2 separate regions of the Homo sapiens genome follow, and region 1 is linked to region 2. Evidence: chromatin loops called from intact Hi-C (ENCODE). Cell type or tissue: PC-9. All regions are shown on one strand.

Evidence for each region. Hi-C counts contacts between places; a loop is a spot of excess contacts. Peaks named below come from ENCODE experiments on the same cell type or tissue, not always from the same donor. Only the 100,000 strongest peaks of a DNase experiment are listed, where the experiment ranks them.
Region 1: it touches region 2 in a loop (5-fold over the local background); 6 of 110 quality-filtered maps call a loop at or near these places.

The regions. Positions count from the first base shown.
Region 1 is chr6:77,460,450-77,468,449 of GRCh38, forward strand. It overlaps HTR1B (5-hydroxytryptamine receptor 1B), which reads right to left and starts at 3,042. Exons shown (of 1, transcript NM_000863.3): 1 at 475-3,042. The coding sequence starts at 2,954. The coding sequence ends at 1,782. The region is part of intron 5 of LOC105377864; the gene reads left to right. RefSeq lists a silencer at 1,908-2,052 and enhancers at 5,772-5,821, 6,032-6,091. In PC-9, no CTCF peak of the experiment used is centred here; no DNase peak of the experiment used is centred here; H3K27me3 peaks cover 1,061 bases.
Region 2 is chr6:78,831,373-78,839,372 of GRCh38, forward strand. No RefSeq gene overlaps it. Among named protein-coding and RNA genes, the nearest start is that of IRAK1BP1, 32 kb to the right of the region's middle. In PC-9, no CTCF peak of the experiment used is centred here; no DNase peak of the experiment used is centred here.

The sequences.
Region 1 (8,000 bases), 1.4 Mb before region 2:
TCAACTGCAGAATGCCCTCTGAGGAAAGGAGTGTGAATTTTCTTTGGCATGTTAAATGCTGTACATATACATTTTTTTCCGTGCAGATAATCCCTCAGGGCTACTTCTTATTAAAATATACATTTTTTTCATATTTTATTTCATGACTTTATCCTGTATTAGGGAGCTCTCAGAGGAAATTTGAAATAACTAAGTATTCTTGAAATTTGAAAAGACTGATAAATTTAAAGTATTCCAGATATTATATTAATTGAGATATCAGGTTGGTAACAAATTTACAAAGGTCAAAAGCTTGCCAGTTTCCTGATTGTTAGTAAGTCTGAGGTTTGGTTCTGCAATTTTTTCTTTTTTAAACAAACAAAAAACAAGACAAAAACAGGCTCAATTTTAGTTTCTCTAAGCTTTTCTAAAGTTCTTATATGTCATTTTCTAGCAATCTTTTCTCCTGCCCAAACTTCAATAACAACAACAACAAAAAAGAAACAAGTTTATTTTCTTTTCAATATCGTTTTTAGGGCCCTTAACTGTATTTTTAAGGTTTCTGGAGAAGGAAGATAGTTCTCTTGGTTTCTTTATATGTTAGCACACAAGGAATCACAGATGGGAAGGAGAGTGCAAATGACTATCAGATAAAAGTTTCATGCATTTTAAGATTTTTTTACAAGTCAAAATATACATCCTCCTATTGCCCCCACCCCATTCCTCAATTGTGTAAGAACTATCCCCATGTCATCAGTCTCCTTCACATCTCACTAAATTGGATAAGAAATAAAGACACTTTTCTTGTTAAGAAACAGTATATTTCCAATACTAATCGGTTTTACCAATTGCATTAGTAAGAAATATAGCAGCAGTGTGGGCTGAGTCACCCATCATACCCTTCATTTATGGGGATTTAAATGTGTAAAGTGACAGGTACATGAAATTAAGAGAAAAAATAAAGCAGTCTGCAGACTTCGGCACTAGCACACATAATGGTTTGTTTGTTAGAGTTGTGGCTTGACAATCGCTAAACAGGAATTACAAAATTGTAAATCTGCAGAAAACAAACAATCATAGGTGTTGATTCTCAGTTTAACACTCCTCATCTCCCATTCCCACCCACCCACCCCCATATAGTTTCAAGTATAATAAAAATAGAGATCTCAGCATCAGAATTTTGCTGTTAACTCTTCAAGGTTTCTCTGCGCCATCCAAGCCACACATAGGGTTTGAAGCACCAAATCCACAAGTTTCTCCAACCAAGTTTAAATAGACAAAAAGTGAAGACTGAATGATGCCAAAGTAACTGTTCTTAAATTAAGCTGTAACACAAAGTTCTCCCCCCAAAAACACAGGGCATTAAGCGTCTAGTTCAAGTACTGCCAGGCTGTATGTAGATCTGTCTCAGACAGGCTTCAGACAACAATTACAAGTACACTGCTTCTAGTGGGCATTATCCACGATACCAAAGCAGGGCAGGGATTCCCTTCCATTATCAATTTTTAAAAGTTGCAACCCCCTTTGGGATTGGCTGCCGCAGGGTCAGTGCTGAGCCCGGGGCTTGAGGGGAGGAAGTGAGCCTCCTCCTGGGCAGGGAAGCTCTACATTTAGTTTCAACACTTCTCCTTTCAGAGCTCTCTCTCAGGACTATTCTGGCTTCTCAGGATCCATTGCCCTTGCCCAGGAGAGAGAGCCTCGCTGGGACCCAGAAACCGCGAAAGAAGATTCGACCTACCTGTGGAACCAGACACAACTTGGTCCCCAAAGGTCGCTTAGGCGACCCCACTGCAAACGGCAAGTCAACTTGTGCACTTAAAACGTATCAGTTTATGGAATGCTTGTTTAAAGTCCTCATTGGACATGGTATAGATTATGGGGTTGATGAGGGAGTTGAGATAGCCCAGCCATGTGAAGAAGTCAAAGATGGCTAGGTGGAACCAGCAGGCATCTTTGCAGATAGGCATCACTAGGGAGATGATGAAGAAGGGTAGCCAACACACAATAAAGGCTCCCAAAATGATCCCTAGGGTCTTGGTGGCTTTGCGCTCCCTAGCGGCCATGAGTTTCTTCTTTTCCAGCAGGGCGTCGGAGACTCGCACTTTGACTTGGTTCACATACACAGGAGATCCGGATTCGCTGGGCACGTCGGGAACCCGCGAGTTAATAGAGGTGACCGAGGACGTGGACCCGGGGGAGTCGGTTATCAGCTGGGCTCGGGTCAAGCGCTTGCCGGTCCTGTTGGGCGTCTGTTTCAAAATCCGGGAGCGGGCTTCTACGTAGATGCGGCCATAGAGGGCGATGAGGAGCAGGGTGGGGAAGTAGAAAGCACCCACCGTGGAGTAGACCGTGTAGAGGATGTGGTCGGTGTTCACCACGCATTCCGACACCTCCTCTTCGGCCTTAGCCTGACGCCAGAAGAAGGGCGGCAGCGAGATAGAGATGGAGAAGACCCACACCAGCGCGATCATGACCGCCGCCCTCTTGGGAGTCCTTTTAGCTGAGTACTCCACGGCGTCCGTGATGGCCCAGTAGCGGTCCAGGGCGATGACACAGAGGTGCAGGATGGAGGCAGTGCAACAAGTGATGTCCGACGACAGCCAGAAGTCACAGACCACCTGGCCCAGTGTCCAGCGGCCGGTGACAGTGTACATGGTGCTGATGGGCATCACCAGGATGGACACAAGCAGGTCGGTGACCGCCAGAGAGGCGATCAGGTAGTTAGCCGGGGTGTGCAGTTTCCGGGTCCGGTACACTGTGGCAATCACAAAGGCATTGGAGAGCGTGGTGGCCAAGGTGATGAGCGCCAATAGCATAACCAGCAGTACTTTCCAGGGTAGGGAGATGGAGTCCTGGTAAATGTAGTCCTTGGCGCTGCAGTTTTGGGAGGGAGCAGAGGATAAGTTGGCTTGAGGAACCCAGGTCTCGGAGCCCGCGGGCGGCGGTGGAGCGCACTGAGCACCCGGTTCCTCCATGGCTCTCCTCGCCCCAGCTCCGGAGCGCAGCTCTTGGGCATGGAGCGGACGAAGGAGAGGGCGGAAGGACCGTGGCGATCGCAGGTTTGTCCCCAGTTGATAGTTCCGTGAGTTCCTCAATTATTCCTCCGCCCAGGTTCACAGCTGAAACTAGAGGTCATGGGTGCGGCAGCCAAGGCAGGCGGGCGCCTCCCCTGCACTTCCAGAGCGCCTAGCTAAGCCGCCGCGTCTGTGGTTGTTCCTCTCCACACCGGGTCTTAGACCTGGGTTGCTAAGAGCTGGCCCACCGAGCCCTGCTCCGCTCCAGCTCCCTGGAGGCGTCTAGTGCAGGAGGGTGAAGTACTGCTTGAGGAGAAGGCTTTGACCAAATGGGATCTCTTACCCCAGTTGCTTGAGGCTGAGCGTCTCCTAACCTGGACGCTTTTGGATCTGCAGACTTTGCCCACAGGAGTTTCCTAGGTGTAGAGACCAAAGCTTGCAGGCCAGCGAGAGGTCCCGAGATCTTGCATTCCCACCCCTCGCCCCAAGCTGGGGCACTTTTGGGGGGCTGCAGCGGCCGCCAGAGCTGGGTGGGGTGAAGTCTAGGAGCAGCGCTGCGCCGCGCCTCGCGCCGGAGCTCTGCCCTCCCTCTCTTTTCACTCTCTGGCCACTCGGACGAGCTGCCCCGCGGAGACGGAGCCATAAAAGGGGGGACACGGGGGCTGGAGTTGCGGCTGCTCGGGCCGCGCCGCCGCCACCGCCACCCTGGTCCCACGGGAGCCACTCGGAGCCATGCCACTGGGTGCGCGGGTCTGGAGGACCTGGCGCGGCACACTGGGAAGGGGCAGGTGTCTGGGGGAGCTGGAGGGACGCGGCGTGCACCAGCCCGGGAGAAGCGTGCGAGCTACGGAGCAGATGGGCTCTTTATATAGAGTCCAGGTCCGGTCCGCCAGAGCAGTGCAACTCGTGCGGCGCGGCGGGTGCGGACGCCCGCTCCCCATCACCTTCCCTTTTTCTCTCTCCCTCCCTCTTTTCCCCCCGCCCTGTTCCTTTCCTGGCCAAGGAAGCTCCCGCCGGGTCCTACCGCCCTATCTCCCCGCTTCCCACCCTGGGCCATCCTCCCAGCCCTGACAACCTGGAGCTGCATTTCTGGTCAGGGGAAGAAGGCGTCCTGTTCTCGCCTCTACGGACATCAGAGCTTGCTGCGCTGACCTCCAGTGAGACCCATGTCCTTAGCCATGGTCACAGGTTTAGTCCAGCAGTCTGGCCCTAGGCTCCTGCCTACCACTCCCACCCTAGGAGGCCAGTGTTAGGCGGGGAAGCCCTGGTCTCTGACCTCTCCGCTCTAAAATCATATCCAGCCCTGATGGCCACACCCAGGTTAGGAGGCACCAGTAATATCGCTGTAGAGGGCCCAATGTTTGCATTTTGTACTTTGCCGTCCTTAACTCTTGATACAATAAAAACTATTTTTTCATCTAGTTTTAGAAATTTGTGTTTTTCACTCAACTATGAGTCAACAGGGAAAAAGACAAGCTATCTGCGAAAATGTAAAAGTTATCACAAACAGAAGCCAACTGTATGTGAAATTAAACCTTCTGCTCCACCATCCTCTTCCAGCTGCTCAGTGCTTCAGTGCCTCTGGAAAACAGTTGCCAGTAAGCGTGTTCCTTCCAACAGCCTACCTAGAAAGGAGGTCATCAGAATTCAAGAAAAAAGGGGGATGGTGGGGCGGGGAGGACTGGAACCATCATCAGCACCATCTTGTGTGTCTCCTTTGCCTTCAACTAATATGTGGGAATGTCAGCCATAAGCTGCAGCATGCAATACCAGTACCTAGGTCTCATGACCAGGGACGGATCCCCTGTCCTCAGTTTCTCCTCTGACCTCAACAGAAACAAATGTAGGGTAGAGATGCAAATCAGAAAGTATGAAGAAAAGCTCCAGGAAAGGACAAGGTATTTTCAGCTCGAAGGATTAAATGATCCCCACTACGAATTCCTAGAGCCTAGATCCATGTTTGGCACCTAGAGTGTATCTAATAAAAACTGCATTGTAAATGAATTCATCTGTTTAAGCGCACATATATTTTAAAGAGAATCATTCTGTGTCAGAACCTAAGGCTATCTGATCTGATCCCTCCACCCAGTTTTAGAGGAAGAGTAATTGAGATCCTTTGAAAGAAGAGCTTTTTACCCAAGGCAATAAAGCACAAACCCAAGTTCCCTTAATTCCCGGTTCTCTAAACCAGGCAAGCAGGCAAAAAATAGAGTGCCTACTCTATGCTGAGTATTTTTCTAGGCATCCGAGGTATGGAGGCCAGTGGGAGTAGACTCAGACCCTCTTTTCCAGCAGTTTACATTCTAGAAGAGACAGACAATAACTACATGAACAAGTAAATAATTAATACTTATACTTTTCTGTAGTGTTAAGTGTTTTGAAGAAAAACACACATACACACATGCATGCATTGAGAGTGAGGGTACTCCTTTAACTAAGGTGGCAGCTCTTCAAGGACGTCCTCTAGATGCGGTCTGGGCTGCAGCAGCCACCCTGAGGATAAAAGCACAGCCTTCTCTCTTTTTCTCCTCCAGTCCTAGCACCTAGCATTTTGCCACCAACCTTAAGCCTCATTTTCACCACATTTTAAGGGATCCTTCCCATTCTCCCACCCCATCCACCTAGATAAACAATTATTTTTGTCAACTGCAGCGCTCACTTAGAAACCATAGAAGAGGGAAGCAAAGCCGGCGAGTTTAAACCGCTAGGTGGGGGCATTGGCCAGGACGGATCAAAAGTGTGTGCGATTGCGGGTGTGTCCTGTGGGAGTGCGGGGTGCCAGGAAACAATTTTCCCGTTATCCTAGGAGAACTGGAAACGATTAGAGACAAGTGTTAAAGGGATGGGAAGCGGGGGAAGGCCGACAGGAATGTAACCAGCTCCATGCGACCTTTCCTCTTTTAATTTCTGCTCGGGAGCATGGGACGGAGAAAAAACAAAGCAAAATTTGTTCCCCACACGGTTTTTGGCTTTAGCGGTTTGGGGACCTGTGGCTTTCTCCAGCCATGCCTCCACTGCTTCGCAGAGTCCCAGACTCCCAGAGGAATCCGCCCCTTGTAGGCAGTTTGATTTTACCCTCTTTGGTAAAGAGCTGCTTAAACACACACCGCCATCATATTGACCGGATGTTGGCAGAGTTCAGTGAAGAACCCCATTTCCTTAACCTGACTTCCGCATTTCAAGTATTCCTTTCTCACTTTAAAACACATAAAACATAGGTGTTTGCACAGAGGCGCATGTGTGTGAAACACCCAAGAGAGAAAGAGACCCTGTAAAGTCGCCTGTGCCTGGGTCACCCCTTCGGAGTAGGGGTCGCTGGGTAAGGTCCAAGTGCCAGCTCTGCAGTCCCCAGCGGCGCTAGAAGGAACCTCCAGGCAAGTTTTGGGGGAAATTCACCTGACAGGGGAGGAGCAGAGAGGGAATCAGTAGCGGAAGGGAAAGGGTGGAGATGGATTACCTGAGCGCAGCAAAACTTAGTTGAGTAGAAATAAGCTCCCGTATGAACACCGGGCACTAAAACTGCGAATTAATGTGGTTCCCTTATTATCAATTCCACGCACGTGTACGTTTGGCAGAAGCTGAGTAAGTGGAGAATAACTCTGGAACTGAAATGAAGTCAGTGAACCGACACAAAACCAGATCCTAGCGGTGAGCTGGCTGCGGAGGAACCAAAGAAAAATGAATCCTCGAGGAACCCTCTCCCATGCTAGGAAGATGTAGTTCTACAGCTGCAGCACCAAATTCGAGGCGCAGGCTGGGAAGTTTAAAGCGCAGCGCTAACCAGACTGGACACTGTCAAGGGAAGCATACTCTGCCTACAGCAACCACAAGAGATATCTCACGGAATTTATTGCAACTCAACTCTATGTAAGCTGGCAGTCAGCTAACCTTAGTCAGCCCTAGCCAGCTCTCTTGCCTGCGGCGACTGAGTCTTGCTTTCAGCATCCCTAGAGTCTTCCATCCAGAGAGTAACTATTGAAAGAGGTCCAGGCCCAGGAGCAAAGAAAGTCCTGATTTTATCTTTGCTTTGCTGAAAGAAAAACGTTAGAACACTCATGCGCCTGTCACTTTTCTCCTTTGATACAGGAAAATACAACCCCGCACTCACCATCCCACTGCTTGAGAAATCTGGTGTGGAGGCCTGTCTTGCTGCTTCTTTCAAATTCTGCTTCCTCCATCTATGGCCAGCATATATATATATATTTTCACTTCAGAAACGGGCAGCAGGAGACCACCAGCTCATGTGTGCACCATCCTAATGTGTGCTGGCAGCCCATTTCTAGGTTTATCTTATACTTCCTCCAGTAACTATTCCTTAAAGAACTGACTGATGGCAATGAAACTATCAGGTCCACCCAGTGACTTGGTTCTTACCATCCTTTGTGACTTCCTTGATGAAAACTATGAAAATGTTCAGATAAATGACCATATACATACATAGATATACATGTAATTTTTGCGGACAAATTCTGAGGATTTCCAAACCATATGAGGCCCAGATCCCTTTCCATATTCATTGGCCCTCACATTAGGCCTTTGACCTGATATTTGTGTCATGGTATTTACATTCCATCTGTTTTATTAGAAATTTTGAGGTCTTTCTTACCAAATAATGAAGGCAGGTGCTTTATTCCCTAAATGTTAGTTTGGTGTAACTTAATCCCTAAAAATTGGTAATTCTCCTATGTGTCTATATATGGATACAAATATCATGTAAGCCATATTTCTATTTAAGGAAGAATGCAAACAAAACTTAGAGCAAATATATATAACTTAGACATTTTTAATACCTATCTCCATATGAATAAACACTTTGCTACTTTGAACAGATACTTGCAACAAGTAACTTACTACTGGTTCAAAGATAGCCCAGATCCAACTAGAAGAGCCAGCTCCCAATTAAGATCTAATCACATATTTCCTGGCTGAAGACGTAGGTCTTCAAAAAAAAATTCTATTTTACAGCTACTATTAAGTAATGTAAGTAAGGTTACATAGAGTATGGTG
Region 2 (8,000 bases):
ACTTTTTGTATTTTTAGTAAAGATGGTGTTTCAACATGTTGGCCAGGCTGGTCTCAAACTCCTAACCTCAGGTGATCCACCCACCTCGGCCTTCTAAAGTGCTGGAATTACAGGCATGAGCCAACATACCTGGCCAATCTCTTCTTATTACGAGTAACTGTTAGCCAAGACCATCACTTATGGCCAAAGTTACCACAATAATTCAGTTAACAGCTGCACAGAACTGACAAGAAGAATGCATTGTGAAGGCAAATCACAGCAAAAGCACACACAGTTGAGAAGAGCTTTGAGTGGGAGGTAGCTTTTGCTTGACATTTTTGTTCCAGAGATCTAGAAGCTTATCTTTCTTTTACTGGCCTCCCTCCAAGGTTCCAGCCCCAGTGTTAGCAACAAACCAGACTGTTTGCCATTGTTCAATCACAGAATGTTCTTTCAAATCTCCAAACTGTTCTTGCTTTCTGTGCCTGAAAACAGCTCCTCATCCTCCTTCAAGGCAAAGTTCCCAAATACGGCATTTGAATTTAATTACAATCTATTGATTATATTGGCTTTTTCCTTTGGCAAAACTTAGTGATCCTACTGAAATAGGGATTATAGTGTAGCAAAGTAATTAGGAGTTAAATAGAAAACCTTCTTCTAAGGACTGATGTTCCCAGAAAGGACTCTTGTGATCTCAGTACAAATGGTCCCTAAATGAATGCTGAGTCCCTCTAATAGGGAAACTGAAATTTCCTCAGAAGTAGATTCAGGAAGCAGAAATATTCTCAAATCCTCACAGTAGCAAAAGCCTAAGGAATTTTCCATACCTCAGGATACATATCAGGGATTTGACATTTGGCACCTACTGTACCATTTCCCCCAAACCACCAATTTATCATTACCCTTTTCAGATGGGGCATTCTAGTGCTACTTACTTCCTAGGCAAACTCTGTGGAAACACCACATTAATCATTTCACATACTTTCAGGGTTGATAGCATTGCTGAGTTTGAGTTTCAGACCTCAACCAACTGGCTTTCAGATGTTTCTCAGTTGTATAGAAATTATCCTTTTTTAAGACTAGAAATATGAAAGTATAATTAGTTTGTGGAAACTGTCTAATATCTGTGACTTATTATACTGAGTTCAGCACTGAATTCCTGCCATTTTATGGCAGGAATTTTGAGCATTTTATGACTGACAAGGCAGAAACCACATGAGTCTGAGCATTCTGTGTGAACAACTAATGGGAATGTAACCAGGCTTTGCTGTTGAAGAGCACCTGTGGAATGGAAATGCTGACTGGCCATTGGCCAGCTTGCTGTTAGTACTTATAATTACCAAGTTCACCACATGGTCATTTGATTTGGTGTGACATTGGTCTCTCCATCAAAGTGCTGCCATTTTTAAGTGTACTATCTATTGAAAAGAGCAAAAAGGACCAAGTACTTTCACATCAGCTCCTGGATCTATGCTCATACATTTTAAACTAGATATTTTCTTTCTCATTTTGGTGTTCCTGTCATTGTTGGAAGTTCAAGATCTTCCCTAAGAGCTACTTTTTAAGTTTGTTCCTGTGGAATATGCCTCCCATGTATTCTCTGAAACTACTTCATTTGGGCTATATCTTTGAATAATATAATAATCAGAGCTAACATTTACTTACTTAGTGGTAAGCAATGCACTGTTTTTACTTTCATTAACTCATCCAATCTTTATGCCATTATTAGACCAGAGAGCTGAGGTTTAGAAAGGTTAAGTCATTTGCCCAAGGTCATGGAGCTGGTGAGTATCAGAACCACTAGCTTTTTTTTTTTTAATAGAGAGCATTGGAGCTAATTCGTATTGAAAGTGATTGTTTTTATCTGGAATTAGCTGGAAAGAGCTATTATTAACTTTGACTTTGAATGTCTTAACTATAGGATCATTCCGGAGCATATGATTAGAGTTGGATTAGTTACCACTGGATGGAACTATGTCTTCTCAGGTAGCAAATTCCTCCCTGTAAAAATCTGTTTAGGAAGCATAGTTTTTGGTCAGGCACGATGGCTCATGCCTGTAATCCCAGAACTTTGGGAGGCCGAGGCGGGTGGATCACCCAAGGTCAGGAGTTCAAGACCAGCCTGGCCAACATGGCGAAACCCTGTCTTTACTAAAAATACAAAAGTTAGCTGGGCGTGGTGGCTTGCACCTGTAATCCCAGCTACTTGGGAGGCTGAGGCAGAAGAATCACTTGAACCTGGGAGGAGAGGTTGCAGTGAGCTGAGATTGCACCACTGTACTCCAGCCTGGGCCACAGAGTGAGACTCCATCTCAAAAAAAAAAAAAAAAAAAAAAAAACTTTGCTATTGTGAAAAGTGCTGCAGCAAACATGGGAGTGCAGATATCTCTTCAATATACTGATTTCCTTTCTAAAATAAAAATCTTTTTAAAAATGCTAGGCTATAGGACTATTTGCATACTTTTGCCTCTGCAGCCCTGGGCAGAAAGCATTTCAAAGTAGAGTTTTTGTGTCACTCTTTGAGAATTTTATCAATTGAACAATAAAGACATGGGACAATTTCATGGGAAGGCACACATACAGAACCCCACTCCACTGCTGCCCCAAGATACTTTATTGCATTAACTGTGCTCCTTGCTAAAAGGCCACTAGTTGCTGGTCAGAGCTGAATAGAAACTCTAGAGCTTGCACAATATTTAGGATCTAGTGTAACTGAGATGCTGAGTCCTACAGACAGCTGTCTATATGACAGAGAATTAGTTCAGCATTTGTGGAAACAGTTAAGACCCAAAAATAAAGGGCAGCAGAGAATAGATTCCCCCACTATGAAAAGACGTCCAGCTAAGAGCTGTAGATATTGAAGGATACTCATTTTGGAAGCTTGTTGGGGAACCATGAGTATTGCTCACTCAGGCTGCATGGGTAAGAATCGGTATACAGGTACAGTGGGTAGGCTGAATTTAGATGAAAAGGAAAAACAGACATCTGAATATAAAAACTCTGACGATAGGGCTACAAATAGAGACAACATAACTTCTTTAAAAAGTAAAACTTTAAAAACCTTGTATCCAAGAATATTCTACTACTCTCTAGCAAAATCTGATGAAGAATAACACTATTAAATTAAAAGTTAATTTGTTATAACATTATGAAATGTTTAAAGAAAAATTAAGTGACTAGGATGAGAAAAGATAATATTTAACATATACACATGAAATAATAAACAACATGTACTGGATGAGAGTAAAATAAACTATTCATTATAATTAAAAATTTTACTCATATGGTTTAAATGATCAGAAAGCAATAAACATAAAATTTCATATTTCATATCTAAAATAATAATAGTAATAATACCCTGCAATTTCCTCTTATGACTTGTAACACTTGCTGATTGACATATTTTTAAATCTACCAGTTTTCAGGTATCAAATTTAATTATGTAACAGTTTTATGTTTATAATTTCATATTTGTTTAATTGCATTTTGAATAAACAAATTACATTAGGTTTAATATGCATGATGTTGTAAAACAAAAGCTATGCCCCTTATTTTATCCCAAGTGTACAGAATTTATCCCAACAGAGCAGGGAAAAAATATCAAATCCTCAATGTTTAGGTATATAAAGAATGTCACAACTTTTCATATTCTGGAAAGTCAAAAAGTCTGGAAGTCTGGAAGAATTAAAATGTAATTTCCTTTACATAAGAAGAGTAATAGTTAAAAAAGATCATATTTGTCATCAATGAAGTGTTTCTCCTGTGGTAATTTATTCATTGGTTTATGGACTTCAATTCTCTAGGTTTAACAACAAATCTATATCAAGATTCTACATAGATTCTATATAGATAGATTCGATGTTTTCCTCTCTGATTTAGCAGATTTGCAGAGTTGTCTACATTCAGATGGTCCTCTGGTGTTTATGGACTGACATTAAAGAATGCATAAGTTCTTCCAGAAAAATAATAAACAGTACAAATATTAGAAATTTTGTGCCCAATGTTTGCTTTTGTTATCAATATACAGTCATTATTTATGGCTTATCTTAATTTCTGGGCTTCTAATGGTTAGAGGCACAAAGCAATATATTCATCTTTTTGGAAACAGCAAAGCACATAAAGCTTACTATCAATCTCTTATATCTAACTACATCCTGGAAAACCTAGTTCATCTCAGATTAATTTTCTAAGATTAAAAATAATAACATAATCTTTAAAATATCAAATCCAATAATATGTAGGAAAAAACAATAATGAAATAGTTAATCTCTGGAAATATATCCTTTTTATGAGTTTACAGCAGGCAATAATATCTTTTTATTTAATAAAATGCTAAAATATTATAAGAAACCTTGCCTTACTCTATTAAGTCATAGTCTAGAAAAACAAGCAAAATTTTAGTTTTTAGAGAGTTGGGCAGAAAAAAGTGAACTGAAATATAACATTGTATATGAATCCTTTTTAAAAAAGTATGTGAAATAAAAATAAGAAGCTTTCTTCATTCCATTATAAAAGTGATGGGTAGTCAATGAAGATTTTATATATATATATGAAATCTAGCAATCCAAAACAGCTATTATATAATTGTGTTTATTATATTTTACAGGCCAATTCATTGGAACATGTCACTCTGAGAGGGAACATTTGTAATCTCCTACTGCCATCTTATGTAATGTCTTGTCACTACACAATACAGAATATGCATGAAGGAAAACCAAAAGCACTTTCTGGAGGTTGTATTTCAAACCCATCACATAAAAAATTAAATATCTATTGTTCCATTCCCCACTCTAATTATACTATTTATTTATAAGAAATTATTTCTAATTTCTTCCTATTAATTTTGTAAACTTTCTATTCTAGTCATGTTTATCTTTTATATACAGTTTATTGTAATTTAAAATGCTATATAGCACCGTATTATTTAGATGCATGAGTAATTCAAAAGCTAGAGTTTAAAATTTATAATAAAGCAGAATCAAAGTACTATTCTCTTTTTTAAAGCAACAGAAGTCAACAGACTTTCTTAGAGACGTTTGTCCTGATGCTGACAATGTCAACTGTAAATATATGCCAGTATTTTAATCTAATAATCACAATGCACGTAGGCTGAATAGGTATTGATTTGTCTATAAATTCTAACAACTCTTGTTTAATACATGTCACAAATTGATCACTATTCAAAAGTCTGTATCGCCCAGTATAATTTGGAAGTCACTAGGAGAGTCTCTCCACTCTTATTTTGCTACATAATACCAACATTGCAACTATTAGGGCTATATATCAATTAGGAATGTGCTCATTCACAAGTAACAAAAACAGCCAACTAACCATGGCTTCTACAAATAAGAGTTTGTCTCCACAAGCAGCAGTACGTTGCCTTTGATTCTATTTCTCAACAATGCCATCAATTCTCAAGGTTCTTTCCAGCTTCCCATTCTACTGTCCTTTGTACAATGACCTTTGTCCTCATGCTTGTCATCTCATAGTCACAAAAGAGTTGCTATAGTTCTAAACATTAAGTCCGGTATCAAAATTGGAACAAAGGTGAAAAGGAGAGTGCCAGATGCACCCATCCCTTTATTATCCTTATTAGTTTCACTGGCCAGAACTATTTCATCCGGCCATTTCTAGCTACAAAGGAAGCTGAGAAAATGAGTATTTAGTTCAGCATAGTCACTGTGACAAAATTAAGAAGTTACAGAGAAGAACAGATAGTGGAAAGAAACAATGTCTGCCAAAAGAATGAGATCAATATTGGTCTATAATTAAGAATTTGGGTCCAGAGAGTGGGCTAAGCAGTAGCAGGAAGCCTCCCTCCCTTTCTAAACATATAATAATGCTAGGTAAAATATGAGGGAAAATACATAGCCAAGCTTAAAGCAAGGAAGGAAATCTTCAAGTGCCATAGACAAAGAGAACCAATAATAATGCTTAGAAGCTGAAGTCCAAACTTTACAGAGGTAACTGGAATGAATGCACCCAAGAGGCAGAAAGGAAGATGCCTGATGACATGTGCAGGCAAGAGCTGGCACTGACCTGGAAGCTGGGAATGGAAGGTCTAACTGGGAGGACATCCCCTACCAATGCAAAGACATGGCACAGATACAAACAGTGTACCTCAGGCCTGGGCCAAACTAGAATCTTTTGTAAGAAGTAAGTTTCTGGCCTGCGTAGTACGCAGATGTGGAGTCTGAATCCTTACACAATTCACACAGAATGGAAACCTCAAAAAGTAAAACCAATGGAAATGGTCTACAACAGGTTCTGTAGGACACTGTAACTGACAAGCATAAAACCTCCCCAAAGGGACACCTTCATAACCATGGGCACATAGAAGATAATTGCTATAAAAGATTAAGTTGCTGGAAAAGCAAATGCCATGAGTGGCACATCAAATGGAAAAAATCATCCCCAGGGATCCACAGATAATAGAGCAATCTCAAAGTAACTCTATAATAAGGGTGTTTAAAATATTTAAAGAAATTGTAACTATCAAGGCAAGATTGGGTCATTATGAAAAAGAACAGGCAGATTTTAAAGTGAATCAAATATGTTTTACAAATGAGAAATATCTCATAATATAAATAATTCCTTAAGAATCTCAACTTTAGCATTGTAGAGTGGTTAGCAGGTTTTTAGGATATCATTTGGAGAATTTTCCACAGATTAATATTTGATATATTTTATAGGAATACACATATTTTTAAAAGAATTAGTCATTGGTCTTTTCAAATCTGGTCTTTGTCAGACTCTATCACCTTTAAAAAATAAAAGCCATAAACATAATCCATACAAGGTTCTGGGGAGTTATGGGAGGAGACCAAGAAAAAGTATTAAAGAAAAACAAGACTTGAGTTGTCCCTTTTCTCCCATGACCCTAAAATGAGCTTACATGTCATTCAGAGAAAACAAATGAAAGGGCTAAAGGACACAGAGTCATTTACAAGAACAAATCAATATAAAACCAATTGTATTTTAAGGAGCTAAGGGATATAGGACAGCGGTCATATAATCAAAAATTGCAAAGATATACACCTTGACCCTGAAGGTCTCCAAAACATGGCCACAAGGATAAATGTAGTAGACCAGATGAGGGCCTCAATCCAAGAAAAGCATCATAGAGAGATGAATTTTCAGCTAAATTTTGAAAGATCTGTGGGGTTGTGGGAGATACACAAATAACTATCAGAGTACTGCTGACTCGCCTTTCAACATTCCTAGGCTTGTGTCTAGTCCTAATCACACAAATTTAAATGAGTTTTAGAGAAACTGGAAAGATCCAAGAGATGTTAAAATTTGTCCAGTAGATGGAATATCAGCATTATGAACAAAAATTAAATGGAGTTGCTTCATTTCACATAAAAAATACACGTGTGCTATGTTCAAGTTCTTCTTTGAAAGTACGTAAAATATTTCGGAAGGAAATTAAGTTACTGTTCCCAGTGAGGAAAAAAGATCCAAATTGGAACAGAATTGATACACAAAAGGCAGACTCTATGACTTTCAAGATCATAAACGCTGAAATTGGCTATCAGATCAGGAACTAACTTCCATCTCTAGGCACAATGGAACAGAACAGAGTCCTCAGAAATAACACTACACATCTACAACCATCTGATCTTTGATAAACCTGACACAGGCAAGCAATGGGGAAAGGATTCCTTATTTAATAAATGGTGCTGGGAAAACTGGCTAGCCATATGCAGAAAACAGAAGCTAGACCCTTTCCTTACACCTTATACAAAAATTAACTCAAGATGGATTAAGACTTAAGCATAAAACCTAAAACCATACAAACCATAGAAGAAAACCTAGGCAACACCATTCGGGGCATAGGCATGGGCAAAGACTTCATGACTAAAACACCAAAAACAACTACAACAAAAGCCAAATTGACAAATGGGATCTAATTAAATTAAAGAGCTTCTGCTCAGCAAAAGAAACTATCATCAGAGTGAACAGGCAACATACAGAATGGGAGAAAATTTTTGCAATCTATCCATCTGACAAAGGGCTAA